2 separate regions of the Homo sapiens genome follow, and region 1 is linked to region 2. The links are chromatin loops, found by intact Hi-C in ENCODE. Cell type or tissue: Caco-2. All regions are shown on one strand. Each heading gives the region's core, and the rest is flanking DNA. Links, peaks and the distances in the headings are about the cores only. Region 1 overlaps PON3 (paraoxonase 3). Region 2 overlaps LOC105375409 (a long non-coding RNA gene).

Region 1 (7,672 bases), core at 2,249-6,248, 330 kb before region 2:
TCCGAAAAACTGACCTCAAAAACTTAAGAATGAATTCAGGTCCCTTTCCCCCTTTCCAATAATTAGCCACATGTATCACATAACCCATAACTTTATCTGAGCCTGAGCATGTTTTGGCCTGTCTTTATTTGCAACCTACATGACCTCACCAGTCATCTACCTTAAGAGGGTGTATTTAGAGGCTTTGTGTGGGGCCAGGTGCAGTGGCTGATGCCTGTAATCCCAGCACTTTGGGAGGCTGAGGCAAGTAGATTGCTTGAACCCAGGGGTTTGAGACTAGCCTGGGCAATGTGGGGAAACCCTATCTATTAAAAAAAAAAAATTAACTGGGTGTGGTGGTGCACGCCTGCAGTCCCAGCTGCTCAGGTAGGGGGATTGCTTAAGCCCAGGAGGTCAAAGCTGCAGTGAGCCATGATCATGCCATTGCACTCCAGCCTGGGTGACAGAGAGAAATCCTGTCTCAAAAAAAAAAAAAAAAAAAAAAAAAAAAAAAGGCTTTGAGTGACTATCCCGAGGCATTTGAGTCCCGAAGATTAGAAGTCATCCTCATAGCCTTTCCAATGGAGTAACACTTTTTGTGTGCTTTGAAATTAAAAAGTGGAAAATGTTTCCCTCAGATTGTGAGACCCTTTATAAATGTATATGTGAACAATTTTTAAGCTGCTATACCTCAATAATAAAATGTTTCCTGGCTACTCATTAAGTTTTAAATTTCTATTACTAGATTTTCATTTCTGAAAGTTCAATTTTATATTTTTCAAATCTGTTGCAATTTTTTTATACAATTTACTGTACCCTGGGTTTAAAATTGTCTTTTATTTCTTTAAACTCTGTAAGTATAGTTATTGAGCCTCTATTTGATCATTTCTGTATTTGGGGTCTCTGCAAGTCTGTTTCTGCCATCACTTGTTTCTGCTGGCTTTTGTTTCTCCTGCTCTGTTTCTTTGGTTATTTATTTATTTATTTATTTACTATGATTTGTTGCTCATTGCTTAGATAATTATTTGTTAGGTTTCTTAAGATCTAGGATAAAATCCAGAGAGGATATGTGTTTGTTTCTGCCAGGTGAGTAAATATACTACAAATATGGTATGACTTTATACTAAATTTACAGCTTGAGTTTTTTTTTTTTTTCCGTTCAATCAGTGGGAATTTGGCTCAAAATCTGAGTGATGATAAGCAGATGGATATCAACAACAATCTTGAATTTATTTCATCAATATTAAATTAATCAGCAATATTAAATGTATTTATTTTACTTTTCTCAGTCCCAAGACAATTTTCTTTTTAGGTTTCTGGGAGTCGAAATATTGAACAGATTTATATTTATTTCAACCTTAGAGGAATATTTAGCCCTTTGGGGTCAGAGGGTTTTGGTTTTATAGGTGTTGGTCCCTTATTAGACTCCTCATTTTAGGATGAACTGTGATTTGGCTTCTGTTCCCCTTGCCCTCTGAGACATTAAAACCCAAAGCACAAGATCAATCAGTTAGGATGCCCTCAGGACAAGACCGAATTCAATCCTGCTTACCTTTCTGGATTTCTGCTTTCCTTTAAATTATGATTTGCTGATTCTATATTATCTTGTGTGATATTTGATGCTTTCAAAAATATTTTCTCTATTATCTTTTGTTGTTTATATTAGGCTGTTTTGTTCTGAATTATTTAGCCTGTTGTATTGCTAGAAATCAAAGTTGTCCCTTTAAGATATAAATAAGTTTATGTCATTTATTTAAAAGAATTCTACTAGACTTTGAATTTACTGATTAATTTGGAGAGAATTTATATCCTTATAAGTTCACCTTATCCAGGAGCCTAGAATATGTATCTACATATTCAAAATATTTTCTAGACCTTTTATTAGAGTTTGAACATTTTCTCCACAGAGGTCTTGTGTACTCTTGGTTAACTTTTTTTTTTTTTTGAGACGGAGTCTCGCTCTGTCACCCCGGCTGGAGTGCAATGGCGCGATCTTGGCTCACTGCAAGCTCTGCCCCCTGGGTTCCCGCCATTCTCCTGCCTCAGCCTCCCGAGTAGCTGGGAATACAGTCGCCTGCCACTACGCCCAGCTAATTTTTTGTATATTTAGTAGAGACGGGGTTTCACCGTGTTAGCCAGGATGGTCTCGATCTCCTGACCTCGTGATCCACCCGCCTCGGCCTCCCAAAGTGTTGGGATTACAGGCGTGAGCCACCGTGCCCGGCCAGTTAACATATTTATTTCTTAGATGCTGTATAGATTTTCTTGCTATTGTGAGTGCTATCTTCTCTATGATTCAAATTCATAATTGTCATTGCTATTAAATGTTATTATTTAGCTTGTATCAGGCAACACTGTTGAGTATCCTAATGGTATATCTCTTGGTTCTATTGTTTTATTTTCAAGTAGATGATTATGTAATCTACAAACAATAATAGTTCTATTTCTACCCTTACAATTCTTACAGTTCTAATTTATTTTTCTTTTGTTTTTTGAGTGAGGGTCTCTCTCTGTTGCCCAGACTGGAGTGCAGTGGTGTGATCACAGCTCACTGCAGCCTTGACCTTCTGGGATCAAGTGATCCTCACACCTCAGCCTCCCAAGTAGCTGGGACTACAAGAATGTGCCACCATGCTGGTTAATTTTTTGTATTTTTAGTAGAGATGGGATTTTGCCATGTTGCCCAGACTGGTGTGGAACTCCTAGACTTAAGCAATCTGCCCTCTTTAGCCTCCCAAAGTGCTGGGATTACAAGTGTCAGCCACTGTGCCCAGCCTATTTCTTTTTCTTATCTTATAGCATTGGTCAGGACTTCCAATCCTATGTTAAACAACAGTCATGGTAAAATAGAGAATCTTTGTCTTATTTCCAAACGCAAAGGAAATACCCCAGCATTTTGTGAAGCATTAGTTCCTGCATTTGATCACTTTCCCCAAAAACTAGATAGAGTGGTTTCTGCTACCTGAAACTAAAACCTGTTTGATGCCAAAGGAATACAGAATGAGAATTTTTCTGTGATTATAGAATCAGCATCGAAGGGCTCAAAGATAAAAACAACAAAGCACCAAGTACCCCACATTCTGAAAATTGCTGAAAATACTTGAAGTCAAATATCACAACCAAAGCTTGCTTGTGGCTCCTGGAAGAGTTCATCTACCTCTAACCCTCACCCTTGTATTCCCAATTCATGTCTCTGATAATTAAGCAGAAAGACTAGGGAAGAGAAGAGAATGAATTATCAAAATGCAGCATTTATTGTGAGGAGCGATTCTTCTCCTTCCCAAGCCAAGTGAGTGAAGAGGCTCAAGATAATCACATAAAGATTGGGGGTGCTTATGCAAAGGGAAAATTGGTTGAGATAACTGTCTAGGCTGCAGGCCTGTTGGTAAACCTGTGCCTCCCTATGAAGGGGAGAAAAAACTTATTGAAGGGAGATGACAAGGCAAAGAGAGGATGATAATGGGACAATCAACAACCCTATCCTTTGGAAAGAATGGGTAAATTGCCTACTCCAGGAGGAATCCAAGCTTCAACCACTTTGCCAAGGCCTCTCCCAAAGAGAGGACACACTGAGTGAGGGGATCCCAGTAGCTGAAGGTTGAGACTGACCTACTTGGAGCAAGAGCAGGGGTGAAGTGTAAAAGAGATTATGCTGGATCTTCCACTGGCATTTCCAGGAGAAAACCAACTTAATAGTCCATTGGTCTTAGCCACAGAACAAGGAATAAAAGATACTAATCACATGTCCATTAGCAAAAGACTAAGTTCTTTCCACTCTATCCTGTTCCAATTCTGAAAAAGCTAAAACCATGAAGTGTAACAGAACTTATTTTTTCCACAGCCTCATGTAATTTTGTTTTTGACTCCCCACACATTGTTTGGAAGCACAAATCAATATATAAGGCAATTCCAAAGCCCCCTCCCAATCCTGGGAGTTTTCTCTAAAATCCAGCAGGGAGAGCTAAAGCATCATGGGAGACAGCTGGTCTTTGATGTCACCGTCTAAACTTCGGTCTTCATTTGAATCAGATGACTACTTATTTTCTTTTTCCTGACAGCAAGACCTTTTTAAGTCTATCAGTTCTTTCTCTGCTAACCCCCATACCCCTCTGGGCACGTGGGAATTTGCTTCTGTGCCAAGTTCAAGTGTAGGTGTGATGCCATCCCCAGTAAATCACACTAGCATTTCTTCTCTGTTTTTTCATCAGGCTGAGCACAGAGAATCCCTAAGGCTTTGTGACTTTCCCAGGCCCTCCCAGGGAAAGGACACATTAGTCCCTCAGCAATCAGATCACCCAAATTTCCTGAGGAAAGTTTTATCCCCCAGCCTTTCTAACTTGGCCTGAGGAGAAGGCAGAGCAGGATCAATTCTCAGGAACTTACCAGCATCTAAATTATCTTTGTCTTTTCCTATCTCTCTTTATTCTCCCCTAGTCTGGTAAACATTATAATATAGTAAGTATGAGGGCTAGGGACTAAAACAAAGACTATTATATTCTTCAAAACTGACTCTACTTATTTTCTTAAATTATGTCTTTAATGTCTTTTTTATTCTGTGTTCTCTTGATAGCTAGGCTTTTGAAATTTAAAATCTAATAACTGACTATAGCATTCTGCTGAATGTTTATTCCTCTTTGAAGCAATGAAAACTACAAAGTCTTATAGTCAAAATCACAATGGGTTACACTGGAAAAAAGGAGAATTTTACCCTGCAAAACTTTTCAGCAAACCTACATAAAACTGAGCAATGTTCTTTTGCATATAAAATGGTCTCCCCAAAAGAGAAAAAGCATCAACCAACCACTCCCGAATAAAAGTCACAAAAAGGGAAGGGAGGTGCTTGGGTGCTCTGACTTTAATTAATGGTTTGTTTGCTAAAGGTTGTACTGGTTTGGGACCAAAAAAGGACACTTCTATTCATTCTCATCAAATTAAGTTTAAGGTTGGTCTTCAAGATAGGACATTAGGCCAGAACCATTCTACTCATTTCAGATTCCTTAGGGCCAAATTTACTGGAGGTTGCTTAATAACTGTTTATTGAATAAACCAGAAGGGTAAGATAAAGGCAGTCAAAGATAACTGCCTTAAGGCTTCATCTAAGATTCAGAGCCCAGTAGGTTAGCAAAACAGTTGTCCCTCAATAACCATGGAGGATTGATTCCTGGACTCTGATGGATACCAACATCCACGGATGCTCAAGTCCCTGATATAAAATGGCATAGTATTTGCATATAACCTATGTTCATTCCCCTATGTAGGTACTCTCTAGATCACTTATAATACCTAATATCATCTAAATATTATGTAAATATGTGTTATACTGTGTTGTTTAGGGATTAATGACCAAAAAAAGTCTGTACATGTTCAGTACGGATGCAACCATCCATTTTTTTCCAAATATTTTCAATCTCTGGTTGGTTGAATCCATAGATGTAGAACTCACAGTTACAGAGGGCCAACTGTATTTCAGATACAAGCATCAATACAAATAAGGGCCTATTAGAGATAAGCACTCCCTGCCCTAAGGTAGCCTCTGAGGCCCAACTGTCAGATTTCTCAGAACCCAATTTCCTATGTGTCGGTACCCTGGGAGAATGCAAGTTCTAAGGGCTTTGGGCAATCACATGATGCTAATTCTTTATCTGCAGACTGGTACACTTAATTAACTGTCTGTGCCCAGCACAACTGCGGGGAGAGAACAGGGGTTGTAAATACTTGAACATTAGCTTTTCTCTTGGTCTGGACTGTAGGAGACCCAGAACGTCAAAACTGTAGGAGGAAACTTGGACCCAGTTACCAAGGACCTCTAGGTGAGTCGGAGACCTCACTGGACATAGTCCACATGTTTTATTGTAGAAAGAACATTGGGGCTGCTAACAAAGATCCGTAAAGTTTGGCTTCTTGTTGGACTGTCATTAACCTGACTTGCAATTTGATGGCTATCAAGGAATCTCTGTCTGCTCCTTTACTTCTATCCATAAGAAAAGCCACACTCACTGGTTGGTGTTTGCTATTTACTTACAGTGCCACTTATCATACAATTATCAGTTTACTTTTACAAAATATGTAGACTTTTTTTTTTTTTTTTTACTATCTAGAGTCTAGAGCTCACAGTACAGAGTTTTGTGAAATACGGTGCCTATGAGAATTTTCCCATGGTACACAGAAGCCACAGAGGTGCCCTGAAGCACAGAGCCATTGTTGGCATACACGGTGCTCACCCTGGGCTTCTCAGACAAAACATTCTGGATGCGAAGTACCTGTCGAGAAAAGATCGTTTATTAGTATATTATGTGAGTAAACACCTGTTTCATGATGTCCTTCCCAAACATTCTAGGATAAATCTATTTTTCAGAAATCAGAAGCTAAAATCTGTATATCTTCAATAAATTGTTCTTCTTCTGATGAAAGTACTAATGTCATAGATATCTATGCACCAAAGTGAACTGGCTTTCTGACATTAGCCAAATTCCTCAGGGATGACTTACACAATTTTTTTAGTGCAGGCATCCCTTACAGAAGGAGTTAAGATGCTCTTATTTAGTTCTCAAGTGGATGGTGGTCCTCCCTCTGTGGGAAGAATCTTGCCTTTGAGATTACAGTATGGGGAGAGAAACAAGACAAAATAATGAAGAAACACCCAGTTATCCAGCCAACCCAACATGGTAACTGATGGGATGGCAGTCATCACAGCTGGAGCCCCTTCACATCTGCAAAGTTGCTAGAAAGCATAAATAATGGATACTACTTTGGAATTTCATTTGACACATCACTGCCTAGTACTGTTATTGATCCCAGGATTAATACACTTAACTTTGCTAATCAGTGTATATTTAAGCACTCAGGCTTCCAAATAGGCTGGATGAAGTTCACTCAAACAAAATAAAATAAAATTTTTATTTTGGAATTAAAGGAAAACAATTAGAAATTTATGAGTTACGAGTCTATATTGATATCTCTTATTAGAACAGAGTTTGTTCTTTTTTTTATCTTAAGGGAGATCCTTCATCTCAGGTTTGTTAGACAAAAATACTTAAGCTTTGATTTCATGTACAAAACATGAGATTCAACCAAAATTAAAGGGTGTCAGTAATTGTGACAAAAAGTCTTATCTAAAATTTTAAAAATAATTCAACTTGAAAATAGAGATACGAAAAAGATCCTAAACAATTCTCCAATAATCCTATGTATCATATTTCATTTCCTTAAGACAGACATTGTGGTTGGGCTTTTAAAGGAAAGTTTTGTCTATCACTCTTAGGGGTACATATCTGAGGCAAGGATTGCTTCCTAGTTTAGGGTAACAATTCTGGTTCTAGGCTTAGGTTGGACTTTTGTTTCTTTTTACATTTCTTGTGTTCTTTTTAAGAAGCTGTGACTAATACATTAATAAAAAAAGAAATAATCATATTTTTAACTGAAAGACAGCAATACTGGAAGTAGAAATAACTGTATGTCCTAATTTACCCACTAGGCCAATTACTGGGTTTGAATTTGAATTTCAGTTTCTCAAATCACCAAATGTGGATTCACACATTTTAATTTTTTTCAAATTGTACTTTCTCAATGAGGCCTACTCTGATCTCTGACTTTAGTAGTAGGACCTGCTCATCCTGCTGCATATAGTAATCCTGATCCCCTTTACTCTGCTGAGCCTTTTTTCCCATAAAATTTGCCATCTTCAAAGTTACTA
Region 2 (7,672 bases), core at 2,519-6,518:
AATTATCATACAGGGGAATACGTGGAGCTGTAAAAAAGAATGAGGAATTTCTTTTTGTCTAAATATGAACATACCTTCAAGATATGTTAGGAGAAATTTTTAAAAGTGAAGATGTTTGTGCAAAATATTTGTGTAAAAATAGAAAGAAGAAAGGAAATGTCTTTTCGTATTTGCTTGTATGTGTATGAATATCTCAGTAAAGATAGAAAATAAACTGAGAAGTATCGTTACCCACGGGGTGGAGGTGGAACATGGGTTTGGGGGATAAGATTGGAAGGGGGATTTTTTTCACTGTATACCTTGTATTTTCAAATCTTGGGAACCACATAAACTCTTCACAACAATTATACACACACACACACACACACACACATATTTAAATATATATATACACATATATATTTAAACAAAAAAATACAGTAACAGTAGAGTGAGGTTGTGGAGTTCTAAGCCATATATGGATTGCTGGTGCTGAAATGTCAGCTGCATAAATTGGATGAGCGGGCTTTCTTCCACCTTCTAGAATGTCAGCTCGGTGCTGCAGTGCTGAAAAGAGTTATCCCGTGGCAAGAGTGGCACCTACAGGGCACAGTAAGAATCTTATGTTTCTTTTTTTATTTTTATTTTTCAGAGAGGTGGAGGTGGCGTATGGATAGAGGTGTAATGATTGGTTTTCTATTGGAGTTGTTGGACAAGTGTTTTGACCATCATCATAGATTTACCATCAGATACAGCTGGATACAAATCCTGTTCCTATAATTTACTGTCTGGGTAGCTTTAGGCAAAGGCACTTATGTTTATTAAAAGCTATAGTTTCTACCCTTGTAAATTGTGGATGATAATATCTACCCTATCACAGTTTGGCTAATAAATTTTAAGTGAATTGTGTCACTTACGGAATACCAACCTTGCCGCCAAAATGTTCCTGTGATTGCTCAATGTCAGAGACAACCCCAAACCTGCATCAATAGGAAATGAGATGCTAAAGAAATACAGCCCAAGGAAGGAGCTATGAGGATGCAATCTAGAAGCTTCCCAGTCCAGCAAGTGAATGGAGAATGCCTGGGCAGAGGGAGCAGGAGAGAGAAAGAGTGAAGGGAGAGAGGAGAGAAAGGACGTGCACACTTCAATGGCATTCTTTGAATACTTTGATGGCATATTGGAAGCCCTGAATTTACCTCTGATTTTTCTGTTGTAAGGACAATAACTTTCTTTTTCTAAAGCTAGATTGAGGTGATTTACTTGTAATTGAAAAAAACTTCTAACAATATCTAATGGTGCATACTAAAAGCCGCTCATCCTCACTCATAATAAAAGTAGAAATTAAAAATGAGATGACATTTTCTACCTATTATATCGGCAAAAAGTTAAATTAAAATTGATAACACATTATATTGGCCAAGCTGTGGAGAAATAGGCCTTCTCATATTTTACTGATGAGCAGTTTAACAACTCCTGAAGCAGGCAAATTAAACATATTTGTTAAGATGCAAATATATGTATCTTTCGACCCAGCAATTATGCTTTTGTGTAATTTGTCCCACAGATATATACTCAATCCTGTGAAATGAGGCATGTACAAGGCTATTCAGCATTGTTCCAAAGAATAAACAATAAGCATCAAACGTTCATCACTGGAGAAGTGATTTCATTTACATGGTGGAAAACTCTGAATCCATTAAAAGGAATAAAAAAAATTTTAGAAACTGATAATGGAAAGTTCTCTATAATATATAGCTGTTTAGAAAAATACAGGGAAAGAATATGAAGAACTTGCTGTAATTTATGCTTAAAGGGGTGGGAGAAGGAATCTATGTTCATGTTTAGTTGCATGTGCACTAAAATCTCTGGAAGAATATACAAAAAGTGGAATAGCATGGCAAAGGCTACGTAGAGGAACTTGGTAGAAAAGGGACAGAGATAAAGGGATTCTTTTTCAATGAAGACGTTTTTGCACATTTTAATTTTTGAACCCTGTAACTGCACAACCGATTCAAAAATGAAATAAGATTCCAGGGGAAAAGATTTCACTTCTATGTTGGAGCTGTGGAACTCTAAACCCAGGGGTGGGATGTGAGGGGTCCTTAGTTTGAATTGTGTGTAGACTAGACTCCATCTTCTAGAATTTCTAATCCTTTCCAGCCTTGAGGGAACCAGTTGCAGAGCTGATCAAGAAATATCCCAGGGTTACAGTGGCACCTACAGGACAAACGGAAATGTTTCAGCTTGTTTCTTGGTGCTTTTTTTGTGGAGCAGGGGGAGTCAAAGTTTAGGAGGACAGAGATAAGGAGGTGACGTTACAGTTGCTAGTTACTGCAAACATAATTTTTATACCAGTATATTAGAAGCTTAGACCTTAGAGCTAAACACCCGTGATTACAAACATCGTGGCTTTGTCACCTGCTCTTTGTTATACCCCTGTTGTATGGCTTTAGGTAAAGGAACTTAACATTTCTGAGTTATAGTGTCTACTTGAAATATGTGAAATATGCTGTCTATATTACAGGTTAATGCCTCAGTGTTTTAAGAGACTTATTTTACCAGAGAAACTCCAAACCTGGCAAACAAAGGCCTGTGAGTACTCAACCCTTAAGACAATCCTAAATGCCCCAAACCTATCCCAGCAGGAAGTGAGCTGCTAAAGAGATGTAGTCCACAGAGGAGGCCTCCAAACCTGTGGGCTACATCACCCAGAGTTCGTCAGGGCCACGGAAGATAAGGGACAAGGAGATCCTTGTGGAGAACTCATCAGGGCAGCCAGATTGGCTAAGGAGCTCACATCACCTCCAGGTCAGGATACTTTGTGTTTCCAGTCCTACACATCATGGGAATTGCTACGCACCAGGAATTGCTACACTTTTTGCTGCTTCCCATTCTCTTCCTTATCAAATGGATGATTTTTTTGATAATTATCCTATTCTTTCTCTGTCCCTTCATGTATTGCATTTGTGGTTATATTGGAGCCATAGTTTGCTGAGCCAGAAGGAACCACCACACCAGGGCCTGACTAAGAAGAATCACCCAGAAATCCTGGACTTGGAGCTATAACTAGATAAGTCTTTGTGTGGTCTCCCTCTGAGAAGAGGAAAGTGCACTTTCCATGGTATCTAATTATGGCTTCATTAGGTAGGCACTGGCGTTTTTGAAGGGATATGTGAGAGTAGAAGGGACAGTGTGTTGTTGAAGGTGTGAATTACAGCTAAAACCTCTGTTGTTAGCCAAGCCAGCGCTTAGTTGTCTTTCTACATTTAATGTCACTTTGATCTTCTGTTGGACACCTGGAATCCATGCCTCTCACATCTCTCAATTCACCTAGTTTGAGTGATTTTGGCTCTATCCCCGGCTCCAGAAGTGGTTGTATGACTCAGGCCTGGCCAGTCAGAACACTGCATCCTGTTCAATTCAGGTCAGAGAGACTCAGGGCAAGCAAGATCTCTCTGCTGAGATTGGAGCTGCGAGAATGAAGGGGAAAGGAGCCTGTCTAAGGACAGGGCCAAGACAGAGGGAGCTGGAGTGAGAGTGAGAGTGAGAGTGAGATTGAGAGAATGAGAGCGAGAGTGCGAAAGAGAAATCACAGTCGGGGGTGACATTTAAGCCTTTGGAGTAAGGCCCATTGGACATTCTCCATCTAGGCTTTTCAGTGATGAGAAAATAAACATCTTGCTTGAGCCAGGTAGACTGCGGCTTTCTATTGCTTGCAATCAAAACAGTTCTAAATCAAATGGCTCTTAAACCAAAAGATGCTCAAACTCATAATAATAAGAAAATAATTGATACAACTTTTTTTTTTAACTCTCAGATTGATTGGCAAAAATTCAAAACATACTGTGTTGGCCAAGCTTTTGGGAAATAGACAATTTTTACATGGCTGCCAGGAGCACAAGCTGGTACAAGCCCTGTGAAGGGCAATTTGAAAATGCCCGTAAACATGACAAATACATGTATCCTCAGATGCACGACAAAGTGAGAATTTTTCTGTTTTTTCATTATTTTTTTCTGACTGGCAGAGAAATTCAGCAGGAATTCTCAGATATATTTAGGTATATTGACACACATGCAAAATGGACCCTATACAAAACTTCTCATTTCAGTATTATTTTAAATGGCAAAACAATCAACTTACATGTTCATCAATAGAGAACTGGGTAAATAAATTTTGGTGTATCCATAAACTGGGAATACTTCAAAGCTAGAGAGGTGGGGGCAAAGAGGAATTTTTATGTACTGATATACAGGATTTCCAAGATATAGTATTATATGGAATAATTAAGACACAGAAAAAAAGGTGTTATAGTACATTATCATGCAAAATAAAAAGTTGCTTTTAAAGTATTTGCTTGTATGTGCATAAAATGGTCTCTGGAAGTATAAAAGAAACTAATAACTTTGCTAACCTTTGATATGTAATAGGTAAAAGGGAAATTTTTTAGCATATTCTTTTTATCATTTTAATTTGTTTTTGAGCCATATGAAAACATTACTTATTCAAAAACTAAATGAATATAAATTTTTAAATTTTCTCATTAGGACCTACAAGCTAAAGAACAGTTAAAAAACAGGCAGTGAAAAGATTCCAGGGGAAACGATTTCACTTCTGTGTTGGAGCTATGGAACTCTAAACCCAGGGGCGGGGTGTGAGGGGTCCTTAGTTTGAATTGTGTGTAGACTAGACTCCATCTTCTAGAATTTCTAATCCTTTCCAGCCTTGAGAGAACCAGTTGCAGATCTGTAAAGAAATATCCCAGGGTTACAGTGGCACCTACAGGACAAACGGAAATGTTTCAGCTTGTTTCTTGGTGCTTTTTTTGTGGGGCGGAAGAGTCAGTGAAACAACAGGCAGTGAAAAAAAAAAAAATACACCAATCTTACTGATCCAGGCAGTGAAATGCATAAGTTGAATGAACCAGCTTCTTCCATTTTCTATGAATATCTGGTCTATTGCAGCCCTGAGAGATCTGTGCTATAAAGCTGGAAATAGATGTTCTGTGATGAGGGTGGCACCTGCAGGACAAAGTGAGAATTTTTCCTGTTTTTTTTTTTTTGTTGTTGTTGTTTTTTAATTGTTTTCTTACTAGCAGAGGAAATCAGCGGAGCATGGAGAGGGCAGGTATTGAGCATGAATTTTCCCCTTAGAGTTGCTAGATGTAAAAGTTTTACTAAAAATAATGGAGACATTGCAAACAAAACTATTTTTATATAAGGCACACACAGAGAATCAGTGTGGAATAGAGAGGTAAAAGTAGACTCTGGTAACATATATTGGCTTTGTCACTCCCCAGCTTTGTGGATTTAGGCAAAAACCACATAACATGACTGAGCTTAGAGGCTACACCTATAAAATGAGGGCAATAAAACTCACCTTAAAGGACTGTTGTCTCTTAACTTTTGAAGGGAGTTTCTTAGCCAGAGAAACCCTAACCTGACAAACAGTAGCCTTCAATTGCTCAATCCCTGAGGCAATTCCAGGCCCCTAAACCCACTCACTCAGGAAATGAGATGTTGAACAGATGCAGTCCATGGAAGGGGCATCCTTCTGAAAGTCCTCACTTTAAATGGGCCATGGAGGATAAAGGACAGGAGAGAAACTTCCAGGGTGGCTAAAGTCATATGACAAAATAGCTCACCTCAACTCTGGAAAGCCAAATGAAAGCCTTTACTTCAATTGTGATCATCTCTCCCTGTTAAGTGTGTAATGTGAATTACGGTTTTCATTTAATCATAGTTTGCTGGACTATGAGAAGCCACATTAGGACCAAGAAAAATATTCATCACCCAAAGATTCTGGACTTAGAGTGACAACAAGTTTACTTACGAGTTTGGAGTTGTTCACCTCACCTCCCTCTGAGATGTGGATGAGCACAGTTTTTACTGTGAGTAGCGTAGCTGCACTGTATTGACACGGGCACTTCTGAACATGTACGTACAGGTAGAAGGATGTGCTGTTCCTGTGACTCAGGCCTGGACAAACAGAGCTGTCCCTCCCCACTTTATAGTGATGGTTCAGGGATAGGTACATGAGAAAATTGAAGTCAGTTAGAGTCAGGCCTAGGACTTTCTGCCCAAGTTGAAGCTATGAGAATGAAAGCCTGGTACTGCCTGGAGGTGGGGAAGGTGGGGAGAAAGACAGAGAGAGAGAAACAGAGACAGAGATTGGAGCAGAGCCAGGTTTGATGAGATCTTTGGGTTCTTGGATTGAGGCATGTCTCCAAATGCACCTACTGACTTTATTTTATCTGAATATTTATTTCTATTCTTAAACCAATTGAGCTGCATTTTCTACCACTTGTAACTGGATTTATATGAAAGCTGTCATACCCCATCATAGAAAAAAGAAATGCAAGCTGAAACTACACAGATAACATTTTTCACTTCTCATATTGATAAAAGTCCAGAACATTTGGTAACACACGGTGGACAAGCTGTGGGGCAGAAGGCAGTCACACACAGGATTGGAGGAAGTATAACCTGCTATAATAGAACCCTTACGGGGGGAAGTTTGAAAATTCTATAAAAATTACAAATGCATCTACCCTTTCATCCAAAAAGTCCACTTCTATGAATTTATTGTGCATACATCCTTGCACAAGAGAAAGACCAGTAGGCCGGTTATTCTCCCTTGGCCTCCCTGCCTCATTTCCATTCTTTTCTGCCATGTGTTTGGTCTTTTTCTGCCATGCATTTGGTCCAGGAGGCTGACCTCTACTGAATGCAGCACACAGTATCCTCTAGTGTACTCTGTAGTATGCAGCAATATTATAATTACTCAGGTTATCATTGGTTTGGGATGCAGTAGAAGTGAATGGCAAGGCATGATCAAATGACTATAGCTCTTAATAGCTATGGCAACATGTGGTCATTGCAGTTTGTCATCTGGCTACTCCTAATGACCTTGGAGAGCTAGAGAAAGGAAATAAAAGCCTGAAGACTTGAACTTCCAATGTAGAGAACGAGGAGAGAATCAAAAAGCCTCAATGGTGATATTAAAATAATTCTTATTTGTAGAGTGCAGACAACTAAATATTAGGCCCAAGGACTGACTGTATGTGATGCAGAGAAGAAGCAGCATTTAGATGTTCAACATCTCCAGGTGTCATGTGCCAATGAAGGCACTAGTTAATAAGGAGTGGGATTCTGAGACTTGGAGTAGAAACAGTTGGTTAACCATGCAAGACTGTGAGTCTTGAACCCTGAAATCTCCCTGAATCTTCCTTGCCTAGGTAAGAAGCCCATCCCTTTTCCCCCTTTCCCAAGGGATTTTGATTTCCTTTACATAAATTTCTTTTGTTGACTTAACCTAGAGCAGTTCTCTCACAAGGGGAATCAATCCTCCCCAACACAGCCTCGCCAACCCTCATTTACCTCCAGACCCACGGTAAGAGTTAAATACCAGCAAAGCCCAAAGGGAGAGTGTGAGGCTGGCTCTGAGAGGAGATAAAAAACATACTGAATGAGTTGAGACATCTTGTCCCCTTGTATTGGTAGGGGTCTAGGGAGCATACAAAGGCAATGCTTCTAAGTGTGTTAGATGAAACATAAGATGATATCTGGCCACATTTATAGATAGAGTTGCTCACAGAGGATTCATAGTTTAATGTGTTGGCTGGAGCACCTGGCTGTGATTAACTGAAGCCTGGGCACTGGTGACCTACAGCTAATGAGGCTATGAGGCTGG

Evidence for each region. Hi-C counts contacts between places; a loop is a spot of excess contacts. Peaks named below come from ENCODE experiments on the same cell type or tissue, not always from the same donor. Only the 100,000 strongest peaks of a DNase experiment are listed, where the experiment ranks them.
Region 1: it touches region 2 in a loop (6-fold over the local background); 4 of 110 quality-filtered maps call a loop at or near these places.

What each region holds. Positions count from the first base shown.
Region 1 is chr7:95,353,893-95,361,564 of GRCh38, forward strand. It overlaps PON3 (paraoxonase 3), which reads right to left. Exons shown (of 9, transcript NM_000940.3): 9 at 5,980-6,239. The coding sequence ends at 6,081. Among named protein-coding and RNA genes, the nearest start is that of PON1, 33 kb to the left of the region's middle. In Caco-2, for the core only: a CTCF peak has its summit at 3,846; no DNase peak of the experiment used is centred there.
Region 2 is chr7:95,685,738-95,693,409 of GRCh38, forward strand. All of the region lies in intron 2 of LOC105375409 (a long non-coding RNA gene), which reads left to right. Among named protein-coding and RNA genes, the nearest start is that of DYNC1I1, 83 kb to the right of the region's middle. In Caco-2, for the core only: a CTCF peak has its summit at 4,970 (motif pointing left); no DNase peak of the experiment used is centred there.